Linked DNA regions of Homo sapiens: region 2 is linked to region 1. The links are chromatin loops, found by intact Hi-C in ENCODE. Cell type or tissue: endothelial cell of umbilical vein. All regions are shown on one strand. Links, peaks and the distances in the headings refer to the core of each region. The heading gives the core; the rest is flanking DNA.

Region 1 (9,423 bases), core at 706-8,705:
GTGGCTCACACCTGTAACCCCAGCACTTCGGGAGGGGATCACACGGAGGGGATCACTTTGGGAGGGAATCTGAAGCTGGGGGATTGCGTAGGCTCAGGAGTTCAAGACTAGTCTGGGCAACATGGCAAAACCCCATCTCTACAAAAAACTCAAAAATCAGCTGGGTGTGGTGGTGTGTGCCTATAGTCCCAGCTACTTGGGAGACTGAGATGGGATGATCACTTGAGCCCAGGAGGTTGAGGCTGCAGTGAGCTGTGACCGTGCCACTGCACTCCACCCTGGGCAATCAAGTGAGATCCTGTCTCAAAAAAAAAAAAAAAAAAAAAAAAAAGCAGTGGTTCTCAAAAACCACCTGGGAGATGGCTGATGCTATAACCTCACATTCACAAATTCTGGTTCAGTAGGTTTGTGGTAATGTCCAAACATCTGTACTTTTAACAAATGGAATATCGAATTTATCTCAACGCCAAAATGGGAAGATCACTGGCTCATGGCTTACTTTAGCTTAAACTGGTTTATGGATTGTATTCACTGAGGAAATGAAAATGTAAAGAAATTACATGTTGAGAAAAAAACCAGAAGAAATGAAAATGTAAAGAAATTACATGTTGAGAAAAAAACAGAGGAAAAAGAGTAGTTATATTTCCTTTAGTAATACACTGGGATTATAACTATTAAAAGAATGGAAACTTCTGAACATATATACTACCTCTTTCCCTAGAATATGTTTGAGCTGACACCATCTGTAGCTCTATTGTTCCTGTGTCAAATACTTTTTAATATCCTTCTAGTAACTTGTACTTTACTTACCAATGATCTCTTTCCTGCGCTAAGGGTTAACTTAAACTTATCTCAAAGTTAATTTATAAAAAAAAGTTTGCCTGATTCACCTTATTACCAATATTGTTACCATTAAAATCAGTAGTAACCTGGTACTCAATTACTCTGATTAGTTTTCTTATATCTAGAGTTCACAAAAAACATGAGTGACTGCCTGTCCTTAACTTTTCCCTACATATGCCTCTTCATTATGGCTTCTGAGTGAACTGTAGAATTGCTATTTTACAAGTGATGTGAAAACTTGTGCAGTGTACAATATGTATGTCACACAATTTTACAACATAGAGTAATATACAACTGAAGGAGTCACCACAAAGATTTGCACACAGTGGTCAATCCTGTACTCTGCTTGACTATATTATCACTTAAAATTAATATAACAGGCCGGATGCAGTGGCTCACACCTGTAATCCCAGCACTTTGGGAGGCCGAGGCGGGCAGATCACAAGGTCAAGAGAACGAGACCATCCTGGCCAACATGGTGAAACCCTGTCTCTACTAAAAATACAAAAATTAGCTGGGCATGGTGGCACGCGCCTCTAGTCCCAGCTACTTGGAAGGCTGAGGCAGGAGAATTGCTTGAACCCGGGAGGCAGAGGTTGCAGTGAGCCGAGATGGCGCCACTGCACTCCAGCCTGGTGACAGAGCAAGACTCAGTCTCAAAAAAAAAAAAAAAAATTAATATAACAATATGAATTTAATAATCTCACATTGGCTGGGTGTGGTGGCTCACGCCTGTAATCTCAGCACTTTGGGAGGCCAAGGCGGGCAGATCACGAGGTCAGGAGTTCGAGATCAGCCTGGCCAACACAGTGAAACCTCGTCTCTACTAAAAATACAAAAAATTAGCCAGGTGTGGTAGTGGGCGCCTGTAGTCCCAGCTACTTGGGAGGCTGAGGCAGGAGAATCGCTTGAACTTGGGAGGTGGAGGTTGCAGTGAGCCGAGATTGCACCACTGCACTCCAGCCTGGGCGACAGAGTGAGACTCTGCCTCAAAAAAAAAAAAAAAAAAAAAAATTCTCACATTGACTTTTGGTTTGTGGGTTTTTTTTTAGATAGGGTCACACTCTGTCACCCAGGCTGGAGTGCAGTGGTAGTGATCACAGCTCACTTGAGGCCTTGATCTCCTGGCTAAATTGATCCTCCCACCTCAGCTTCCCAAGTAGCTGGGACTACAGGCACATGCCACCATGCACAGCTAACTACAATTTATTATTTTTTTTGTAGAGATTGTGTCCCACTATATTGCCCAGCCTGTCACACTGGTTCCTTTGTAGGACTCTTAAAAATGATGACTGAAAATAGCTTTAAAATGTGATTTTAAGCCACTTAATGTGTTTTAAATACAATACTGAATCAGACACAATTTCATAGCTTAGAGATAACTTGGAAGGTCATCTGGAGCTAAACTCCTATTTTAGAAAAGGAGGAAAATGCAGAGATAAGTATCTTGCCCAAGGCTAATAAGGGGCAGAGTAAGGACTTATTAAGGTTTCTTATTTATCTACTCTCTCAAAAACTTCGGAGGAGACTTAAAAAACCACTAACCTACATCCAAATACATAGCAATACTCCTAAAATCTCCCTAAAAACTGAAAATAAGATTAAAATATTAATTCAACCTTGGAAATAGTCACTTTTCTTGGTGTCCGGAGCACAAGTGATTTAGATTTTTAAAGGTCTTTAGCAAAGACATATTAGGTTTAATGTAATGCGTTTTAAAAACAAGGATTTTAAATCTATTTTTATACTAATTTTTTTTAAGCTGGGGTCTTGTTTTATTGCCCAAGTTAGGCAAACTCCTGGGGCTCACGCAATCCTCCCACCTCAGCCTCCAACGTAGCTGGGACAAGTGTGCACCACTGGACCAAACAAATAGGCATTTTTAAAAAAAGGTTGAATAAGGCAGGACGTGGTGGCTCACGACTGTAATCCTAGCACCTTGGGAGGCCGAGGCAGGTGGAGCACCTGAGGTCAGTTCAAGACCAGCTTGGCCAACATGGTCTCTACTTAAAATACAAAAATTAGCCAAGCATAGTTGCAGGCGCCTGTAATCCCAGCTACTCAGGGGGCTAAGGCAGGAGAATCACTTGAATCGAGGAGGTGGAGGTTGCAGTGACCTGAAATCGCGCAATTGCACTACAGCCTGGGTGACAAGAGCAAAACTCCGTCTCAAAAAAAAAAAAAAAAAAAGGTTGAATACATTATTTTTGACATATGCTTACCTAAATTCAATTTAGTCATCTATAGTATCTGGACATTTCTATATGTTAAAGAAGAAAAATTTATGGGACGTTTACATTTGTATCCTTTTAAAGAAAGCTTCCTTAAACATTGAGGGATATAAATGAAATCCTTCAAGTGAACACAAATTTTCTAAAATTTAAATTCATGTCCTAATACTTCCTTTTGTTTTTTGTTTTTTTTTGAGACAGAGTGTCGCTCTGTCACCCAGGCTGGAGTGCAGTGGTGCGATCTCAGCTCACTGTAACCTCTGCCTCTGGGGTTCAAGCGATTCTTTTGCCTCAGCCTCCTCAGTAGCTGAGATTACAGGCATGTGCCCCCACACTTGGCTAATTTTTGTATTTTTAGTAGAGACAGGGTTTCACCATGTTGGTCAGGCTGGTCTCGAACTCCTGACCTTGTGATCTGCCCACCTCAGCCTCCCATAGTGCTGGGATTACAGGCATGAGTCACCATGCCTGGCCTCCTTTTGTTTTTTGACAGGGTCTCACTCTGTCACCCAGGCTGCAGTCCAGTGGTGCAATCATGGCTCACTGCAACCTCAACCTCCTGGGCTTAGGTGATCCTCCCACCTTAGCCTTCCTTACATAACTGGGATTACAAGTGTGTGCCACCAGGCCTGGCTAATTTTTGAATTTTTTATAGAGATGGGTTTCCGCTGTGTTGCCCAGGCTGGTCCCAAATTTCTGGGCTCCAGTGATTCATCCACCTCGGCCTCCCAGAGTGCTGGCATTATAGCTGTGAGCCACCTTGCCTGGTCCCCTAATACTTCCTTTAAGTATTTTTATCTTAGTGTATTTTTATGCCTATTGAAGTATTTTTTATAAATACTGTATAAATAAATGGTACTCCACCAATCTAAAAACCAAGTGAGGAAACTTAGAAACATATCAAATATTTTACAATTTTACATAAAAATCACCTTCAATTCCAACGAGAGGAGTTCTTTTAAATCGTGATTTCTGTGGCCTATATACTCTTGTTGGTAGACCTTAGTAATAGCAGACTAGCTTGGAGTCAAAGTGGAAAGCAGCAGCAGGAAATGAAAAGCTCACTGTTTTGGTTGGAAAGGTGTCAACAGCAGTTCATTTTAAAGGCACTAACAAGAATTCACAATCCATAAAATGTGTCAAGAAATTTATGGCAATTTTCAGAGGTGGCTTTAAGCACTTGGGGTTAAGAAAAAAAGCACTTATGTGAGTCAGCCCTTTAAAACAAGACTAAAAAAGAGGGAAAAATTATAAAGAAGTCCTCTAAACAGTGTTTTATTTTTGTTTGTTTGTTTTGAGACAGTCTTGCTCTGTTGCCCAGGCTGGAATGCAATAGTGTGACCATCACTCACTGCAGCTTCAATCTCTTGGGCTCAAGTGATGATCCTGCCTCAGCTTCCCGAGTGGCTGCAACCACAGGCATGCGCCACCACACCCAGCTAATTGTTATTTTTAGCAGAGACGAGGTCTCACTATGTTGCCCAGACTGGTCTCGAACTCCTGGGCTCAAGTGATCCTCCTGCCCTGGCCTCCCAAAAAGTGCTGGGATTACAGGTGTGAGTTGCCATGCCTGGCCTTGTTTTTTTTGAGACAGGGTCTCACTCTGTTTTCAGGCTGGAGTGCACAATCACAGTTCACTGTAGCCTCCATCCTCGTGATTCATCCTCTTGAGCAGCTGAGACTACAGGCACGGGCCATCATGCTCAGTTAACTTATTTTTTTTGTAGAGAGGGTCTCTGTTTTCTGAGCTGGCCTCCAACTCCTGGCCTCAAGCAATCTCCCACCTCAGCCTCCCCAAGTGTTGGGATTACAGGTGTGAGCCACTGTGCTCAGCCTATATATTTAGTAATTCCTCTGAAAAAGAAATCAATTTATACTTACATTTTGCAGTTATTATGCAACTGGCCAGAGAAAATATCATACTGTCTTCTAGGATCTAGGAAACAAAACTAAGTTTAGAAAGTGTGAAAAATGTAAGGTAGCCTATATTAGGCCCTGCTAAAATAATCTACAGCATAAAATTAGTGTCAATGAAAAAAAAAGTATATTATTTCATTTTGATGTTTTCACTAAAACAAAAAACCAAATCTGTATAATGTGAATACCAACCTAAATACCACACTGCTTTTTAAAAATATTTTTAAAATTGATGAACTATAGTTGTATGTATTTTGGGAGTACAAGTGATTTTCGGTACATGTATACAACATGTAATGATCAAATCAGGGTATTTGTTGTGAGTATTACTGGTTCATGATCTACTTTGGTAAACAAACTCGGTCCTATTTTTCTGGCTTAGCCTAGTAAACAGCAATGAAGCCTCAGAAATAGGACAGAAGATCTCATCCCTGTCCTGGAAGCCAAATTCAATTTCTGCACCAACATATATCAAACTACTTCTGGCTACAAGGACTTGCATGTGTATAGTGAGGCAGAAGATTCCTACAATGAAGAGGTGTGGCAATAACAACTCACCTCACTGGCCTGACAATACCACAAATGCAGTGGTATGTTGGCAGTATTGTCAACAAGCCACACTGCCACACCTGGTCAAGCAGGCAAAGTGATTTAGTCTAATACACCTAACACAAGTCCTTCTCCTCTTTTGTAATTCAAGAATTTTGGCTCAATTTAATAATATTAAATAATATACAGCTGCCTCAAAGAGCTAAATAATAGAGACCAAGTACTTGTACTACCAATGATGTACAATAAAAGATGTACGATGCAGCTGGGTGCAGTGGCTCACACCTGTAATCCCAGCACTTTGGGAGGCCAAGGCGGGTGGATCATGATGTGAAAGAGATAGAGACCATCCTGGCCAACAAGGTGAAACTCCGTCTCTACTAAAAATACAGAAAAATTATCTGGGCGTGGTGGTGCGCGTCTGTAGTCCCAGCTACTTGGGAGGCTGAGGCAGGAGAATCGCTTGAACCCAGGAGGTGGAGGTTGCAGTGAGCAGAGATCGTGCCACTGCACTCCAGCCGGGCGACATAGCGAGACTCCATCTCAAAACAACAACAACAACAAAAAACCCAAAAAAACATGTATGATGCTTCTCTTAAGCCACTGAACTCTAGGAGGGTATCTGGATTAAAGTGAATGAAAAGCACACTGTATATATGTGTGATTATCATTATTTTTTATAGATGGCGTCTTGCTATATTGCCCAAGTTGGCCTTGATCTCTTGGGTTCAAGTGATCCTCCCACCTCACCCTCTCAAGTAGCTGGGACTACAGTCATGAGCCATTGTGCCTGGCTCTGGCTTATTTTTTTACCTGATAAACATTTAACAATTATATCACCTGTTGGTCATTAAGGTTCCCTTGTACTAAGGAGTCAATGAAAATATGTTGACTGAAGTTCCTTCCTTTTCGTTCTTTTATGATGTTCCTTAAAACAGACTCCAGTTGCATGAGGGCTTAGAGAAAAAAACAAAATAATTTTAGAATACAAGCATTAGTGGAGACTGAACTTTAAAAAAATAATTCTGTGCAATGTTACTATATGAAGAAAACCTTCAAAGTTAGTAACCAACAACAAAGAAAGCTAATTTATGTTTAAACTCATCATTTTCTTCCTTTTTTGCCAAATTTAACATACATACAAAAAAGTGCACAAAGCATGTAAGTACAGTTTAAGGAATAATTATAAATCACCACCAACCACCTAGGTCAAGAAGTAGAGCAATGCCAGCACTTGACTTTTTCTTTTATTTTTGAGACACAGTCTTGCTCTGTTGCCCAGGCTGCAGTGTAGTGGTGTGATCTTGGCTTACTGCAGCCTTGACTTCCCAGGCTCAGGTGATTCTCCCATCTCAGCCTCCCAAGTAGCTGGGACTACAGACATGCCACCACGCCCAGCTAATTTTTGTATTTTTGGTAGAGACGGGGTTTCACCATGTTGGCCAGGCCGGTCTCAAACTCCTGGGCTCAAGCAATCCATCCGCCTCGGCCTCTTAAAGTGCTGGGATTACAGGCGTGAGCCACCCGCACCTGGCCTAATACCAGCACTTTAGAGGCCTCCAAACACATAAGCCTTTCTTCTCTGATATCATCCACCTTCCTTCTAAATTCTGTCTTCTTAACTCCATTCCTTCTCCCAAATCAGGAATCACTTATTTAGGGATAGAAACAGATGTGAGATAATCAGAAAAGCAAATTTCTAAAAACCTAAAAGAGGCTGGGCGCAGTGGCTCATGCCTGTAATCCCAGCACTTTGGGAGGCCGAGGCAGGTGAATCACGAGGTCAGGAGTTCAAGACCACCCTGGCCAAGATGGCAAAACCCCATCTCTACTAAAAATACAAAAATTAGGTGGGCTCAGTGGCAGGCACCTGTAATCTCAGTTACTCAGGAGGCTGAGGCAGGAGAATCGCTTGAACCTGGGCAGCAGAGGTTGCAGTGAGCCAAGATTGTGCCACTTCACTCCAGCCTGGGCGAGAGAATAAATAAATAAATATTTTATTTATCTCTAAATAAATAAATATATAAAATAAAAACCTAAAAGATATCAATAACTGATATCCAATGGCCCATAAAATTATACACAAATGTTTCAGTCTTCATCTTACTTGACCTATCATATCACTGATGATGTTGATAACGTATTCTCCAAGAAACACTTTTTCTTTTTCTTTTTTTTTTTGAGACAGAGTGTTCCTCTGTCACCCAGGCTGGGGTGCAGTGGCGCAATCTCAGCTTACTGCAACCTCCACCTCCCGGGTTCAAACGATTCTCCTGCCTCAGCCTCCTGAGTAGCTGGGACTATAGGCGTGTGCCACCACGCCCGGCTAATTTTTTATATTTTTAGTAGAGACGGGGTTTCACCGTGTTAGCCAGGATGGTCTCCATCTCCTGACCTTGTGATCCGCCCATGTCAGCCTTCCAAAGTGCCGGGATTACAGGCATGAGCCACCACGCCCGGCCAAGAAACACTTTTTCATGTGGTTCCCAGGACTATACTCCCCTAGACTCCACACTTCCCTCCCACTTTACTGCCTGCTCATTCTGTCTCCTTTTTTGATTCTTTTTCAATCTCTTGAATTTCTCAGTAATGAAATGCTCAAGGACAGGGCTGTTTTGGGACCTCTTTCCTTTTTCTATCTATATTCACTACCTGGTGATCTCTAATCTCAAGGCTTTCAGTGCAATATATGTACCGTGCACTTCCAAATCTGTATTTCTAGTCAGGACTTCTTTCTCTTCAGCTCCAGACTCATGTATCTAACTCTAATAACAAACTCAACCTCTGCACTTGGTTGTCTGAAGCATACCAAACACTGAACTCTTGAGCTTTCCCCCAAATCCTGGATCTTCCCATAGTCTTCCCCATCTTATTTCCCGACAACCTCCTTTTGCAACTAGGCCAAAAACCTTGGTGTCTCCCTCTCCCTTATACCCTAATTTTAATCTGTCAGCCAGTGTTGGTAGGTCTACCCTCAAAGTACCAAATTATTTTCTTCCTCCTTTTTTTTTTCTTGTTCTATATTTCCTGTTGCCTGCCACTTGGTCCAAGCCACATTATCTCTCATGCCTGGTTTATTGCAGCAGCCTTCTAACTAGTTTCCCTGCTTTTGCTCTGGACCCATACAGTCTATCATACCAGTCAAAGTGATCCTTTTGTAACATAACTCAGATGGTAACTCTGCTCAAAACCTGCCAGTGGCTTCCTACCTCATAGTAACAACCTAGTCACACAATGGTCTGTAAGCCATACAAAACCCATTCCTGTCTCCAGTCTTTCTGACCTCATCTTCTGCTCCTCTTCTCACTCACTTCATTCCAGCCATACTGGCCTTCCTGTTGTACTTCAAATACAGCAGCAGAGTCCTACTTCAAGGACTCTGTAATTACTTTTCCTCTACATGGAATATTCTTCCTTTGAACATCTGGGTATCCACATGTTCTGCATGAGTGGTTTCATCTCTTGCAAGTGTTTACTCAAAAGTCACCTCATCTTGGTGAGGCCTTTCCTAATAATTACTTAAAATTGCAATCTCCCAACCCCCGGCACTCCCTATCCCCTTCTGGTTTTATTTTTGTCTACAGCATTTTTCACCTTTTAATGTACTATTCAGTTTACTTATTTAGATTACTGTCTGTCTCTTCCCACTAGAATGTGGTGCCACAAGGGCAAGAAATTTTGTTTAGGTTCCTCAGCATCTAAAACATGCCAGGATATCACAGATCTACATTAAATATTTATAGAATTGAATCAATATAATACACATTAGTGATTAAAATGAGAAATTATTCCCAGGCACGGTGGCTCACGCCTGTAATCCCAGCACTTTGGGAGGCCGAGGTGGGTGGATCACTTGAAGTCAGGAGTTTGAGACAAGCCTGGC
Region 2 (9,423 bases), core at 401-8,400, 120 kb before region 1:
ACTGTTTCTCTACCAAATATAAAAAATGACCTTTTGGTACTCAGCTAAAAAAGAATGATTAGGTGCTTAACCTACAGCAGTCTTTTTGTGGGTAGACTGAGGTTTTTTTTTTTAAGATGAATATGCTTATTTCTTTTCTACTTCTGAAAGTGAAAATCTGAAGCCATAGTGGTTTTAAGAAGTACACCAGCAGCCAGGCACGGTGGCTCATGCCTGTAATCCCATCACTTTGGAAGGCCGAGGGGGGCGCATCACCTGAGGTCAGGAGTTCAAGACCAGCCTGGCCAACATGGTGAAACCCCATCTCTACTAAAAATACAAAAATTAGCCAGGTGTGGTAGCAGGTGCCTGTAACCCCAGCTACTCGGGAGGCTGAACCAGGAGAATCGCTTGAACCCAGGAGGTAGAGGCTGCAGTGAGCCGAGATCATGCCATTGCACTCCAGCCTGGGCAACAAGAGCAAAACTCCATCTCAAAAAAAAAAAAAAGTCCACCAGCAGCCAGGGAAAGATCAATCGCAGTTCTTCCTTAAAAGAATGACTTGGTAACAAGTTAGACTTTTTTCAAAGCTAGTCTAAGGCATGTTCAAAAATTCAGTTCCGTCTGGGGTTACAAAGGTCATCCCAAATTCTACTTTTCTCCAGGACAAACCTTTAATAAGGTGGTCGAAATTAATTCAGATACCACATCATTTTCTTTTCGGACCTTGTAAGATTTCATCTGACAAGAACGTCTGTGAGCCAGAATATACTGTCTTTCTTGGAGTTGAGCTGAAAACAAACCATTTTAAGTGAATTTAAGCAGAATTTTGAGGAAAGAATTGTTGCAATATTCAGTTCTAATCCTAGTCATTTTGTGAACAGGCAAAGAAGAGCAGGAAGCAAACTTGTTTTCATTTCATTTAGCTAAAATGATTCCTCATAAGACAAGACTCTTTCCCAATAACCACCAAAAGATCTCCAAACTTAGATTGTTATGTAATTTTCACAATATACAAGAATGTTTAGATATAAACAGTAAAAGGCTTTCCAAGCAATCCAAACCTAAATGATGAATCTGTGCTGATGAAATGTACAGACTTTCCAAGTACAACCTTCCTGGTTATTTATAAAGTCCTCTGAAGCATCAATGAAGCTTGTATTTTAGATGTCCAATTCAAAAAGTTTGGAAAAATAAAATTAAGCTTTTACATCTTATTTTTACAGCTTTATAAATACTCTGAGAATATTAGACAAAATAAGCGCTCTAAAAACTACTTCTAAAGTCATTACTGAACATCACATTTAGAGGAGATATATATATTATATAGCCCATGCGAGTTGAGATGCTTATGTTTTTTTCCCAGTGAAGGAAATAAACAATGTGTAAGTGTAGTATTTTCTAAACATGAATACCAACTTAGAACAAAAGGTATGTAAAAGTGAATTCAGGCTGGATGCGGTGGCTCACACCTGTAATCCCAGCACTTTGGGAGGCCAAAGCAGTAACAAAATGACTAGGATTAGAACTGAATATTGCAACAATTCTTTGCTCAAAATTCTGCTTAAATTCTCTTAGAATGGTTTGTTTTCAGCTCAACTCCAAGAAAGACAGTATATTCTGGCTCACAGACATTCTAGTCAGATGAGATCTTACATGGTCCAAAAAGAAAAGGATGTGGTATCTGAATTAATTTCGACCACCTTGTTAAAGGTTTGCCGTGGAGAAAAGTAGAATTTGGGATGACCTTTGTTACGCCAGATGGAACTGGATCACTTGAGGTCAGGAGTCGGAGATCAGCCTGGCCAACCCGGTGAAAGCTTGTCTCTATTAAAGAAAAAAAAAGAGCCAGGCGTGGTGGCACACACCTGTAGTTCCAACTACTCGGGAGGCTGAGGCAGGAGAATCGCTTGAACCCAGGAGGCAGAGGTTGCAGTGAGCCAAGATTGTGCCACTGCACTCCAGCCTGGACAACAAAGCAAGACTTTGGGGAGAAAAAAAAATCTTCCTGCTCCTGCTCTTTATTTATACTTTGCTAAAGCCCCAACACATCAGTATTCTTCTAGACGTTTTAGACATTTATGGTGATGCTGTAACTTCACAAATCATTTAGAGAATATGTGAAATGGCTTTTTATTTTGGAACAGCACCATCCCAACATTGTTTCCTATTTTTTTAGTCGCTTTTAAAACCATTCAGGGGTTACTAAGCCTGACACTTTCTCTTTGTGAAACAGCATACCCATTCAGAAACTCCTATATCTCATAGAACTATATATAGACACATCTCTTGGAACCAACATTCACTTTATGAACTAGATTTTTTCAAAAGCTTTTAAGAAAATATGAGCAGTAAAATACAGGCTACTTTCTCCTAAAGTCTTCAATACTTACATGCTACATTACTGATTCCTTAACAAACAAGGCTTATGTAAGTATATGTACACATACTCACATGTAGATATATGTATATTCTTCTTGACCACCAAGGTGTTTCATATTTACATTTAAAGTAGAGACTGTTAACTCATAATTAGCCCTATGTGTTTCTATGACCCCCTCCTTACCACTGGCAAGATTAATGATAAATTGGTATTCCTATTTCATTGGCTGGATTAGATTAAGAAATAATGAGAACCAAAGGGATTTCAGTTATGCCCTGATCAAAGGGTTCCTTTCCTTTCAATAACTTGTTTCTGAAATAATCTCATGAAAAAAACAATTATTGTGCTCCTAAGACTTGGCACTAGACACTGGGTGTTCCATATTTTAACTCCTATGTTATAATTGCCCTTTTTCAAACTCAGATCAAATTGTACATTAACAAATATAGTAACAGCACTGCTAGATTTACACCTCACAGAACCCCACTGAATTTATATTCACATGAAACCTTCCAAAGATTGTCAGCTCACTTCCTCAGAAGCATGCAACCACAGCAAGACTCCAATTACCCCCCCAAAAAAAAAGCTCATAAAACACACACTTCAGATCATTTTTGTTAAATCAGAGAATTAGTTACTTGAGAAAGCACAACAAATATTCTCATTGTAAATATGAAAAAAATAGGGACAATTGCAGGGCTACTGGGAGTAATACAGGAGACTTACATAATTTTTTTTTTTTGAGACAGGGTCTCACTCTGTTGCCCAGGCTGGAGTACAGTGGCACAATCTCGGCTCACTGAAACTTCCATCTCCTAGGTTCAACCAATCGTTCTGCCTCAGCCTCCTGAGGAGCTGGGACTGCAGGCACCTGCCACAGTGCTTGACTCATAAATAATATTCTAATGAATATAAAATAAAAGTACATCTAACAGCCTTAGAACACTGATTCACAAATCATTAAGTCTTGCAAAAAGAGCTTTTCCAAGAAAATGGTTTAGTTAAAAAAAAATTAGTTTACAAAAAGTACTCTGATTAACCAACTAACAATGCTGTGGCCACCCACTTTAAACAGTTATCAAATCCCTGGAGATGAAAGGCAGAACTTAATAGAGCAGAGTACAGAAAAACAAAAAAGCACAACTAAATTGACTCACACATTACACAGAAAGCCTAACAATCCCAATTCACCTTACTTCCATGAGTGAGAAAAATACTTTTCATTAAAATCATTCCATAAAGTGGGGATCTTTTTACTTTAACATATACTTTCAAGCATTTGAAAATCAGATTTACAAAGAAACTATTGAAGTATGTATTATAAAATGCATTTAAATATGTGCTTAAACAGCCTTCAAATAAATTCTACCTACAGAGTTCTCATAGGACTATTTTGGAGCATACACGAACAAAGCATGAAATATCCCTGTATAGGCCGGGTGCGGTGGCTCACACCTGTAATCTGAGCACTTTGGGAGGCCAAGGCAAGTGGATGACTTGAGGTCAGGAGTTCAAGACCAGCTTGGCCGATATGGTGAAACCCTGTCTCTACTAAAAATACAAAAATTAGCTGGGTGTAGTGGCAGGTGCCTGTAATCCCTGCTACTTGGGAGGCTGAGGCAGGAGAATCGCTTGAACCCGGGAGGTAGAGGTTGCAGTGAGCCGAGATTGTACCACTGCACTCCAGCCTGGGTGACAGAGCAAGACTTTGTCTCAAAACAAAACAAAACAAAAATTAGCCAGGCGTGGTGGCAGGTACCTGTAATCCCGTGCTCCTGAACAAATGTGAGTTTGAAAACATGGTTTAAAAGGCAAATGTATAAAAAGGGCAGTTTTGTCAAAATTTAAGTTCAGAATGATTTAAAAAGAATGGCATAGCCAAAAACACTAAACGTGATAAAAGATAGAAGGGAAGTATATATCAATTAAGGCAGTTGGTATTCACACTATGGTTTGCACTGGATGGACTACAGATACAGCACTTAATTTACGAGAGGGACCCAGAACAGTGAAGGGATTTGGAAAAATGAACAAGGGATTCATTTGGCATTCAACAAACAGTTCCTGAGCAATATTCCAGGATGTAACTGTATAAAAGACTGACAAGGTCTCAGGCTTTCATGCACTTTATATCACATCTTTTCATCCGCCTTCCCCTCCAAAAAAGAGAAGACTTGGGAGGATAAGAGAAAAATTTTTTAAATATGTAGGTAGGACAATAGAAAGAACATGGAACTTAGGCCAGGCACGGTGACTCACGCCTGTAATCCCAGCACTTTGGGAGGCTGAGGTGGGTGAATCACTTAAGGTCAGGAGTTTAAGACCAGCCTGGCCAACATAGTGAAACCCTGTCTCTACAATAAAATACAAATATTAGCTGGGTGTGGTCGTGGGTGCCTGTAATCCCAGCTACTCAGGAGGCTGAGGCAGGAGAATCTCTTGAACCCAGGAGGCAGGCATTGCAGTGATCAGAGATCACACCACTGCACTCCATCCTGGGCAACAGAGCGAGACTCCATCTCAATTTAAAAAAAAAAAAAAAAAAAAAACAGAAAGAAAGAACATGGAACTTAGAGTCAGAAAACCTAAGTTCAAATCCTAACCTGACCATCACCTCAGCCTCATTTTCCTTACCTATAAGATATAAGAAAATGATCACCAATCTTATTTTGTACGTGATTCTAAGAATCAAATGAGATAATATAAAAACATTATTTAAATTAAGTGTTTATGTTGGAGGATCAAATTTCTTCTGCAAGACTCTTTCAAAGAATATCACTATAGGTCACAGCCACAGAGACAAACTGCAGCTCCATAAAATTCAAGGCTTATCAAAAATGGAATGAGTTGAACCCAGTATGAGAGGTGTTCACACATAGGCTTACTGGCTTCCTGGCAAAAATACAGAAAAAAGCAGTAAGTTGACATACCATGTCCACAATAGCCATGGTGTCTAATATTTGTTCTTGCCCTCTCTGGGGAGTAAACAAAATAATAATTATTAAATATGTTCCAGATTAGTTATTCTGCATGCATGATACAACCGATTATTTAGTGTAATTATTATATCTGATTCAATTTACCCAATTCCTAGTTTTTCCACCATGGGTTTGGTATGAGAATTGTATAAGCTAGTATAATTCCCTAGCACAAAGTAGCTTCAAAAATGTTCTCTTTTCCTTTGCCACTTCTAAATTCTGTTCATGTGCACACAACTTTCATTATTTGTTATTTAAAAGTAAGGATGTCTGATTAAATAAAAAGGAAATACCATTCACCACAATGTTATTTTAAAAAGCAAATAACCACTAAAATATTCAAAAAAATTCTGCTCAGAAAAACTAAGTTGTATGACTTTACGTGGAAATCACATACTGATTTTTTTTTAAAGAATTGAAAGATACAGTATTAACAACCTACAATTCATTCATTCTCCCATTCATTCAACAAATGGTGCTAACCACCTACCATGCACTATTTGTAATTAAGGGTTTTTTGTAGTTGAAGGTTTTTAATTAAATACATTCTATAGAATGCAAAAAAACAAAAAAACTAACCTGGATTCTGGCTATAAAAAGGTCCTCCATTCATCTGATTCTGAAGGCTTGTTTGTGAAGTAATGGAAGGAGGGCGTCTATAGGGCAACGAGCCCCCTATTGTTGGGGGAGTATGGCGAGAGGCAGGCCTATTCATGCTGTAGAACTGTACAGGATGACCTGAAAAAGAGATAGAACATACATATGTCATTAAAAGAAAATTATCTCAGATCATTAAATACTTTATGTACAATGCCTAAATCTTAAGAATTAAAAATAACAGCTAGTTTAACTGGTATCTGAAATATACAATGCAAGGTGAGTTATTGTTCGCTGATATTATATCAGAGTACAAAAGCAGAAAAGCAAACAAAAATATGATTAAGTTTGGAAAGTTATGTCTAAATAGTTTACTAATTAGGGCCGGGTGCAGTGACTCATGCCTGTAATCCCAGCACTTTGGGAGGCCAAGGCAGGCAGATCACTTGAGGTCAGGAGTTTCAGACCAGCCTGGCCAACGTGGTGAAACCCCGTTTCAACTAAAAACACAAAAATTAGCCAGGTATGGTGGCGTGCGCCTGTAATTCCAGCTACTCGGGAGGCTGAGGCGTAAGAATCACTTGAACTCAGGAGGCAGAGGTTGTAGTGAGCCAAGATTGCACCACTGCACTCCAGCCTGGGTGACAGAGTGAGACTCTGTCTCAAAATAAATAAATAGTTTGCTACTTAACACTATTATTTCACTAAATTAAAAATCTGATGGGGTTTCAAAATCATCACAATTAATTAAAATTTATCTACTCCACCCCCAAAATACAGCCACTGAACACTGAAAACTAAAATCGACAAGAATGATGTTTGGGAAAGCAAGAGAAAAAATGTTTGACACACAGTCTTATTCCAAAATAATAAATAATAATAAACGTAAGGTAGCAAAAAAGTATGGTTAAAGGAAAATGAAGTATTTCAACAAAAGGTTAAATGACGTAATTCCAAATCAAACATTTCTTTCTTTTAATCAAAAAAATCTACCACGAAAGCTACATTACTTTGTCTTAAAATTAAAATCTAAAAAATTTACAATCATGAAAAAAATTAAGATATAAAAAGAGGGTCAAAATATATCTTATTTTTAATATCATCCCTAAGTCCATATATAGTTATCATCAATTTCACTGTATTTTGCTCTCTTGAGAGTTCTTCCACAGCTAATGTCAACTGGAGACATGATTCCATAATCCATCAGTTTCCTAATAATATAATCCACTCCCTAAACTTTACCTTGACTGCACTCCCACCTACATTAAGCTGAGAACTTTTTCTTACAGACAGAGCACCACAGCACCCATGAGAGAGCACAATAGCAGACAAGGGAGAAGGGGAGGGCAAGAGAGAAGAGGAGGCGGAGAAATAAGCAGGTGGAGAAGAAAGCGGAAAGGGGACAGGAAGGTAGAGGAGGAGGAGATGAAGGTGGAGGAGGGCAAGAGGATAGCAGAGGGGAAAGGAAAGGAGAAAGAGAAAGGGAGAAAAGGAGGAGATAAGTGAAAAGGAAAAAAAAAACACTTTTGCTAAACCCAACAGGAAGCCAGAGGGCAAAAGAATCCACTGAAACATTTCATGGAGGTCAGCCTACTGGAGAAGAGGGGAGAGTAGAGGAGGGGGGACTGGAGGAACAGATGATACCTGGCACACTCATCTATCCATTTGTGCCTAAGGTTATCCTGAAATTTTTTAAATTCTAAAATAAACTACTTGAAACACAGTGAGATAAGACTTATGTAATATGGAATTTGATGAATGCTTGATTTGTTGAAATCTTCATGATCAAACACTGCAGTCATATCCTCTTCCAGGCTTCATATTTCTCAGCTGAGTCTTACCATCTTTATTCTACCTTAATATGAGACTATCTTCTTGGTAATTTTAATTAAAAGTATTAGAGGAAAACAACACTTTGACAATTTTTCATCTTGTCTATGATTATAAAATGGTTTTATATGACTAAAATTGTTCTACAGGAGCTGAAAGTTTACCAAGCTTAGATTCATATGGAGTCATATAAGGATTATAAGAGCACTCAAGGCTTGTTATAACATTTAAACATCTTACATGTGTATCAAAAACTTAAGCACTCAAGCTTAAACATAATCCACTATCAACTGAGAAGCCTCTGTAACCATGATAAAAATGAAAACATATAAACTATGATTTAAAAGGCATATTTAGTTATTTGAACCACTGAATACAATTAGCATTTCAGTAATTAATCTATAGCAAACTAATACAAACCTACGATCAAGTTAAAAACATCTGGATTAACATCATTATGAATTTTATATAGTTAGATCTAGTCTAAAACCTCACATGGGCTGGGCATGGTGGCTCAGGCCTTTAATCACAGTACTATGGGAGGTGGAGGCGGGTGGATCATTTCAGATCAGGAGTTCAAGACCAGCCTGACCAACACGGTGAAACTTTGTCTCCATTAAAAATACAAAAAATTAGCTGGGTGTGGTGGCTCACACTTGTAATCCCAGCTCCTCAGGAGGCTACGGCAGGAGAATCACTTGAATCCAGGCAGCGGAGATTGCAGTGGGCCGAGATTGCCACTGTATTCCAGCCTGGGTGACAGAGTGAGACTCTGTCTCAAAAAAAAAAAAAAAAAAAAAAAAAAAAGACACTATTCACACTATTAATGAGTCGATTTACCATTTGGGGTTTTAAAAATATATATACCTAATTATCATAAACCTAGCGATAAAACCTGAAACTAAAAACTTCTAGAAGAAAACACAGAACAAAATCTTTATGACTTCAGGTAAAGAGTTCTTAGATATGCCATCAAAGCACGATTCATTTAAAAAAATTTTGAAAAATAACACTTAATAAAAATGAAGAATTTCTGCTATTTGAAATACAACATCAAAAAAATAAATGAACAGGCTGGACCCAGTGGCTCACGCCTGTAATCCCAGCACTTTGGGAGGCTGAGGCGGGCGGATCACCTGAGGTCAGGAGTTCAAGACCAACCTGGCCAACGTGGTGAAACCCCGTCTCTACTAAAAATACAAAAATTAGCTGGGCATGGTGGTGGGTGCCTGTAATCCCAGCTATTTGGGAGGCTGGGCAGGAGAATCGCTTGAACCCGCGAGGCGGAGATTGCAGTGAGCTGAGATCCTGCCATTGCACTCCAGCCTGGACACCAAGAGTGAAACTCTGTCCGCCCGCCCCTCCTCCCCCCGCCAAAAAAATAGAAAATAAGCAAACGAATCACAAAATGGAAGAAAATATTTGTAACTCATAATCTATAAAGGACATATATTTAGAATATAAAAGAACTCAATGATAAGGAAAAAAACCCTATTAAAAAGGTGAGAAGGAACAAAACATTTGAACAGATACTTCACCAAAGAGGATATACACATGGCAAATAAGCACATGAAAAAAATGTTCAATATCATTAGTCATTAAGAAAATGCAAATCCAAACCACACATGTAATGAGAAACCATTACACATGTATTGG

What was found. A loop is a pair of places that touch in the nucleus more often than their neighbours do. Peaks named below come from ENCODE experiments on the same cell type or tissue, not always from the same donor. Only the 100,000 strongest peaks of a DNase experiment are listed, where the experiment ranks them.
Region 2: it touches region 1 in a loop (2.2-fold over the local background); 2 of 110 quality-filtered maps call a loop at or near these places.

The regions. Positions count from the first base shown.
Region 1 is chr2:203,275,646-203,285,068 of GRCh38, reverse strand. CYP20A1 (cytochrome P450 family 20 subfamily A member 1) reads right to left here. Exons shown (of 13, transcript NM_177538.3): 7 at 6,381-6,496; 8 at 4,956-5,010. Among named protein-coding and RNA genes, the nearest start is that of CYP20A1, 41 kb to the right of the region's middle. In endothelial cell of umbilical vein, for the core only: no CTCF peak of the experiment used is centred there; a DNase peak (open chromatin) is centred at 4,148; H3K27ac peaks cover 909 bases.
Region 2 is chr2:203,399,231-203,408,653 of GRCh38, reverse strand. ABI2 (abl interactor 2) reads right to left here. Exons shown (of 12, transcript NM_001375670.1): 9 at 5,920-6,078. Among named protein-coding and RNA genes, the nearest start is that of ABI2, 76 kb to the right of the region's middle. In endothelial cell of umbilical vein, for the core only: no CTCF peak of the experiment used is centred there; a DNase peak (open chromatin) is centred at 4,613; H3K27ac peaks cover 2,969 bases.